Regions from separate parts of the Homo sapiens genome. Here region 2 is linked to region 1. The links are chromatin loops, found by intact Hi-C in ENCODE. Cell type or tissue: PC-3. All regions are shown on one strand. Links, peaks and the distances in the headings refer to the core of each region. The heading gives the core; the rest is flanking DNA. Region 1 has its middle 120 kb from the start of RASGEF1B. Region 2 has its middle 53 kb from the start of BMP3.

Region 1 (2,921 bases), core at 284-2,783:
TTTTACTTGGGAAATGTTGCTTTCACTAGGGATTTCTGTCTCTCATTGGCTAGAACTATGTCATATGATCACTTTGAGCTGCAAAAAACCAAACAAATAAAAAAGCAAAAACTGCATCCATCTATAGGTTCAGGGATCTTTTAGTTGAGAAAAAATATCAGAAACCTTGTACCTCTTGGACCACCCAGGATCCGTTCACATCTTCCTTTACATAAATATTCTTTATGTGGAATGCATTTATACCCTCTTCAAGAGAAGCAACCCCCAATTCCCAGGTACTGCTTTCTACTTGAATTCCAGGATTTCTGGCTGATATGTAGATCTCCCCATGAGACCTGAGTGTGGCTCCATTCTCCTGGGAGATTCATTACCCACGTGGGCTGATTTGGATGTGACTTGGGGGTGAATATGTGAGGCATCAGCAAACAACATCTAGCGTTTGTATCCTTCATGTCCTCTATAACTTGTGCACTGTTGTTTGCTGCTTTGGTAATAAAACTGAAATGAAAGGAACCTGGAACTGAGTCCAAGTCAGAATTCTTGCAAGCTTAGTTTCTACAAACTTTGTGGTCTGGCCTAATTCATTGGGCTAGTTGTGCCATGTCTACAAATCATCAAAACAACTGGTGGACTCAATGAAGAACAACAGAATCATGGGTTAATCCAGTCAGTATGGTCAATCTTGTAGCTTTATGTAGACACAGCTTCCAAGTTTTTGTTTTCTCATACACAAGCTCTTAAAAACGGTCACAACCAACAAACAAACAAATCTTAGATAGACTTACAACTTTCACCTCTACCTCCTTATAACATTTGGCAATTTAGAGAGTTATTACCAGCTTCTCCAGTCTTCCTGCAAAATCCCTACTTCTTCCTTAAATTTAGAAGAAAATGTCAGAATTCCGAAGGAGACTGCATTCCACATTCCATTTCATTGTAAAAACAGCAGTGCCATCTGATTTATGCTCCCTCTGTGACATGTAAAAGGAAGGCACTGCTCATAGAGCAACACATTAATTACCACCGCTGTCTTCTCTATGCACATTAGAGCTTTCTCTTAGTTTCTGATCAAAGGAAAAAGGAACAATAAGAAATGATTTGGAACCTGAAGCCCAGGAAATGAAGAATGTTTCGTTTGGAAATATCTCGCACAGTCGTTTTGAATCTATATCCCAGTCCTGGATTACTGGGGACTGATAGACCGTGGTTGTTCCTGTGTCATTCAATAAATGCAAGCAAATATTTAAAAGAATCCACTGTGACTGAATGTTGATTTGGCCTTAAATGTGGATATCGGGGAGCCTTTTAAGAACATGTAGCTTCTGGGCTCTTAAGATGTAAACGAGGCTTGAGCTGAAGCCGCATTTACTTTAGCCACTAGAGGGCAGCACGGCCCAGAAAGTGTAAGCAGGTAGATGTCACTTCTCTGCTTTAAAGGGTGTGTGAATGGTTTCTGGGGCTACAGCAGGTGGGAGGGAGCCCTGAAAAAGCAGACAACTAAAAAATAACCCTTACAATGACCCCCATGGAAAAGTTAAACAGATATGCAAAGATCGCTACATTTCTTTAGAAATCATGGTGACTAAGCAGAGAAAATTAGATGAATATACAGTACTTAGATATTTATCCCCCACACCAATAATGGAAGAAAAGGGAATCAGGTACTCGGCTAACCTGAGAGCAAGGTACCAAAGACAAGAAGAAAGGTCAAAGTAGAGTTTTACTCTTTTGAAGGTAATGACGCTTAAAAGCATTTAGAAGCTGACTGGCCTGGGTTTATATGCCAGTTCTAGCATTTACTCGGCTTTGTGATACTGAGCAGGTTATTTAATTCTCTCAGCTTCAGTTTGCTCATCTGAGAAATGTGGATAACCACAGTCGCTACCTCCTGGAGGGGTGGTGAGGCTTAAGTGGAGTAAGGCATATGAAGAACTCAGCTTATTAGCCCTTAGTAAATACAGGCCAGGACTATGGGTAAGGTGACTTCACAGTTCATTGTTGGGAATACATGTTGCCCTTCCATAGCCTTTTAAGCCTGAGTCTCAGGTTCCTGAGTGGGAGACAAAGGCCAGGAATACGTGGCCCTGGCAGAAGGAGGAAGAGGTGCCAGTGCAAACACTGTGGCTAACATGCTGGTCCTCCCAGGGTCTTACACAACCTGACATGTTCCAGGCAGGACACTGTGGCTGGCCAGGTGGCTGCATCCTCCAGCCTTCTCACAGAGAATAAGCAGGCTGGGAACCCAGCATAAAGGTGGGCTGAAGTGAGCAATAATGGCTGATCCCTGTCCCTCATCTTTTTACCTTTAAAATGCTCTGCCGCATTGGCAGGAGAGATAACAGAGTGGGTGGTTGAGCAGGACTGTCTGGCGGAGAAGGACAGCCCCTGGCTCCTGTTTTTGTTCTTTCTACTATTTTGGACTCTTCTTCTTAGCTCCTTCCTTTCTTACTTCTTTTAGTCTTGCTTCTAAAATGATCAAACTCTTCGTTCTTTTCTGCTTACAAGCATTTTTTTCTTTATTCGTCCTTTCCAACAGGTATTTATTGAGAACTTACTTGATGCCACATACTGGGAACACACTGGCAAATTGAGACCAGGGTTCTGCTCTAAGGAAACATTTTCTAGTGCAGAAAACAGACAGTAAACAAGTGAACGAATCTCTTTTGGTGAGATTTCTGTCCAAAAATTAAATTAAATCCAATATTCTTTATTAGTTGAGCAGTACTAATAGCATAAGGGTTGCATGAGAGAGACTGGGGGAGAAATCTGGGCTTCCTGGCATCTGGAGCCATACCAATCACTTGCTCAAATCTCAAGTGGTTGCATTTTTTAAATAAGGTACAGAAGGTCACTTTCCCCTCATTAATAATGTAATATGTGATGTGGAAGGGGGGACAGTTCTGGGAGTCTCAATAAACTCA
Region 2 (2,921 bases), core at 309-2,808, 270 kb after region 1:
GGCCGACCACACCAGATACTTGGATTAGGAGGAGAGAATGGAAGGCACAAAGTAATAACTAGTCTATGGTAATCCTGAAATTTGGCCAGACACGTGAGCTTTTCTTGGCTTAGGACTCACTCCTACTCCCTGTGAGTCATTCTTCATAGCTCATGGTGGCACCATTTAGAATCTTGGTTCTGCCTTCTGAGCCATCCTTCCTCTTCCATAAGATATAGCTGATTTTTCAACTGAGTAGGCATCTTAGCCACTTTGATGCCGGTGAAAATTTGATGGTAGAAATGCCTCTTTTCAGCTTGTTTCTGCCTCTTTATTTCAAGCTGATACATTTCTTTTAAAAACTTCATGATTTTTCAAATACGAATTCATAATCCAGTCCACTAGACAATAGCCAGTCACAAATCTTTCCTCTAAAGATGCTCTGAGAAAATGCACTTAAGATTCTTAGAAGTTTTACTTTTTATGAGAGAAGTTCTGTACAACACATGCAAGATGCCTCAGAGGATTGTTTGAAGGGGTGTGGTGGGCACCTTCAAAGATAGCTTCCAGCAATCCCTGCTTGTGGTAGTCATGGCCTTTTATAATCCCCTCCTCTCCAGTACTGGCTGAACCTAGTGACTTCCTTCTAACAAACAGAATATAAACAAAGTGAAGGGATGTCACTTCTGAGATTGGGTTACAAGGGGACTCCGCGTATATTCTCCTGAGCCTCTCTCCCTCTCATTTGCTTGCTCTGATGGAAGCCAGCTGCTGCAATTTGAGTAAACGTGGCAAATAACTGAGGGAGGCTCTGGCTAACAGTCAGTGAGCAAATGAGGCCCTCAGTCCAGCAACCTATGATGAGCCAACTCCAGTCAACAATCACATGCCTGAACTTAGAGCAGATCCTCCACTGAGTTGAGCCTTTAGATGGAACTGCTGCCCCAGCCAATATTTTGCAGCCTAGTGACAGCCCATGCACCAGAGGACTCAGACAAATGATTCTGGAGTTCCTGGTCCACAGAATGTGTGAGATAATAATTGTGCATTGTTTTAAACTACTAATTTGGGAAGGGAAGATTGACATAAAATGGAGGAAGAAGGATAAAATGGACAGAAGAGAAAAAAGTTGAATCCTTGAGGAAAAAACAAATTTGTAGTGACAAACTGGAACACATGAGGACAAACTGGAACTTGCATCTGTCTTTCCTGGTTGCCAGCCTTGGTCATTTAGGTGACCTACAGGATAAGCTGATACCTTTAAAATATTCCTGCTTTAGGATTTGAAGATGCTGAAGGAACAGTCTAGCTGGAACTGGAAAGACCATAGGCCTGGCTGTGCTCTGTACCAACAAGGTGAGTCAACAGATGAGACAATGTGTATGAGCTGCAGCAGTACTTGGACTTATACTGTCCCCTGGAGTGCAAATATAGCTGCTTCTCATGTCTGCCTTTCAGATCTTATGTAAATTTCTCTTGTGAAAAGGCCTAACTCAGAACCATACTGAAAAGGGAATTCTGGGAAACATATTTCTGGCTTAGCTAAATTGACACAGTACAAAGTCACTCAGTTTTAAAACTAGTAAAACATATTATGTATTATTATTATTATGTAATTTATTCAGTTTGATTTAGTAATGAGATTTGCTTTACCTCTTTCTACCCAATAATCTTTGAAATATATTTAGGGCATGGGACACGTGACTCAATCAAAATCAGTGATAACAATTTGTCTCAAGTGATTTACAAGCAAGCTATAAACTGAATTAGAGCTGGAGCATTTTCAATTCTGAAAGACATAAAACCAGGATATTTTTGTTTATTTAATTGTTGGTTGCTAAATTAAAAGTGGTACAATGAAAAGTAACATGAAATTTGTTTTGATAAGTATAAACTTCCTCAGTAAGGGAAACACAAATAGACATGCATTTTGGGGGAAGAAGCAGAAGATGATGTGATAATAGAACAAATGGGGCTTACTCTTCAGGCAGATGAAAGCAAGCTAGGAGTCACACTGGAACACAAGCTGATATGAGCCAACCACCCAATCCTGCTGCTTAAAATTCAGGAGGATCCTCAGATTGCTAAGTGGATCATAACATGCAAAAGCTCTACGCGCTTCTGAATTCTGTTTGTGCAGCCTCTTTTCCTTTGATGCAGGGTCTTGCTCTGTGTTCCAGGCTGGAGTGCGGTGGCACAATCACAGCTCACTGCAGCCTTGACCTCCCCGGCTCAAGCAATCCTCCCACCTCAGCCTCCCTCGTAGCTGGGACTACAAGTGCGCACCACGACCAAAAAAAAAACCAAACCAAAACAACAACAACAAAAACCCAAAACACAATTTTATTTTGTATTTTTTGTAGAGATTGAGTTTCACCATGTTGTTCAGGCTGGTCTTGAACTCCTAGGCTCAAGCAATGCACCCACCTTGGCCTCCCAAAGTGTTGGGACTACAGGCATGAGCCACTGCACCTGGGCTTAGTCAGCCTCTCTTAAGGTCTTGTGCTCGGTTTTGCTTTTGGGAAAGATAGTCAAAATATTAAAGTGTGCCTTTTCTCTTTGAGGGCTCATAAGGATTAATGAGAGTAAGGGAGACCTCTTATTCAAATGGGTGGTGAATGCAAAGAAAATTATTACATACATGTCTTAACTGATTCACTCAACAATTATGAATTTGAGCACTTATGTTCCAGGCATTGTTCTAGGTGTTGAGGACACAGCAGGATAAAATTATAGTTCTAAAAAATGCTTATATTTATTATATAACTGTGTTAACAGTAACGATCTCCAGGTGGTATAATCATGTATACTTTTTCTTTTATCTATATTTTCTTTGTTCTATACATTGAAATTATATTTTATAATAAGAAAAAACTTCATTTAGAAAAAGAAATTTGAATCAAATGTAGGCTAGATATCAGAAAGATTATTTTTAAAAAAGG

Evidence for each region. Hi-C counts contacts between places; a loop is a spot of excess contacts. Peaks named below come from ENCODE experiments on the same cell type or tissue, not always from the same donor. Only the 100,000 strongest peaks of a DNase experiment are listed, where the experiment ranks them.
Region 2: it touches region 1 in a loop (9-fold over the local background); 37 of 110 quality-filtered maps call a loop at or near these places.

What each region holds. Positions count from the first base shown.
Region 1 is chr4:81,350,305-81,353,225 of GRCh38, reverse strand. No RefSeq gene overlaps it. Among named protein-coding and RNA genes, the nearest start is that of RASGEF1B, 120 kb to the left of the region's middle. In PC-3, for the core only: CTCF peaks have their summits at 1,159 and 1,361 (motif pointing right); a DNase peak (open chromatin) is centred at 1,375.
Region 2 is chr4:81,082,685-81,085,605 of GRCh38, reverse strand. No RefSeq gene overlaps it. Among named protein-coding and RNA genes, the nearest start is that of BMP3, 53 kb to the right of the region's middle. In PC-3, for the core only: a CTCF peak has its summit at 1,397; a DNase peak (open chromatin) is centred at 1,375.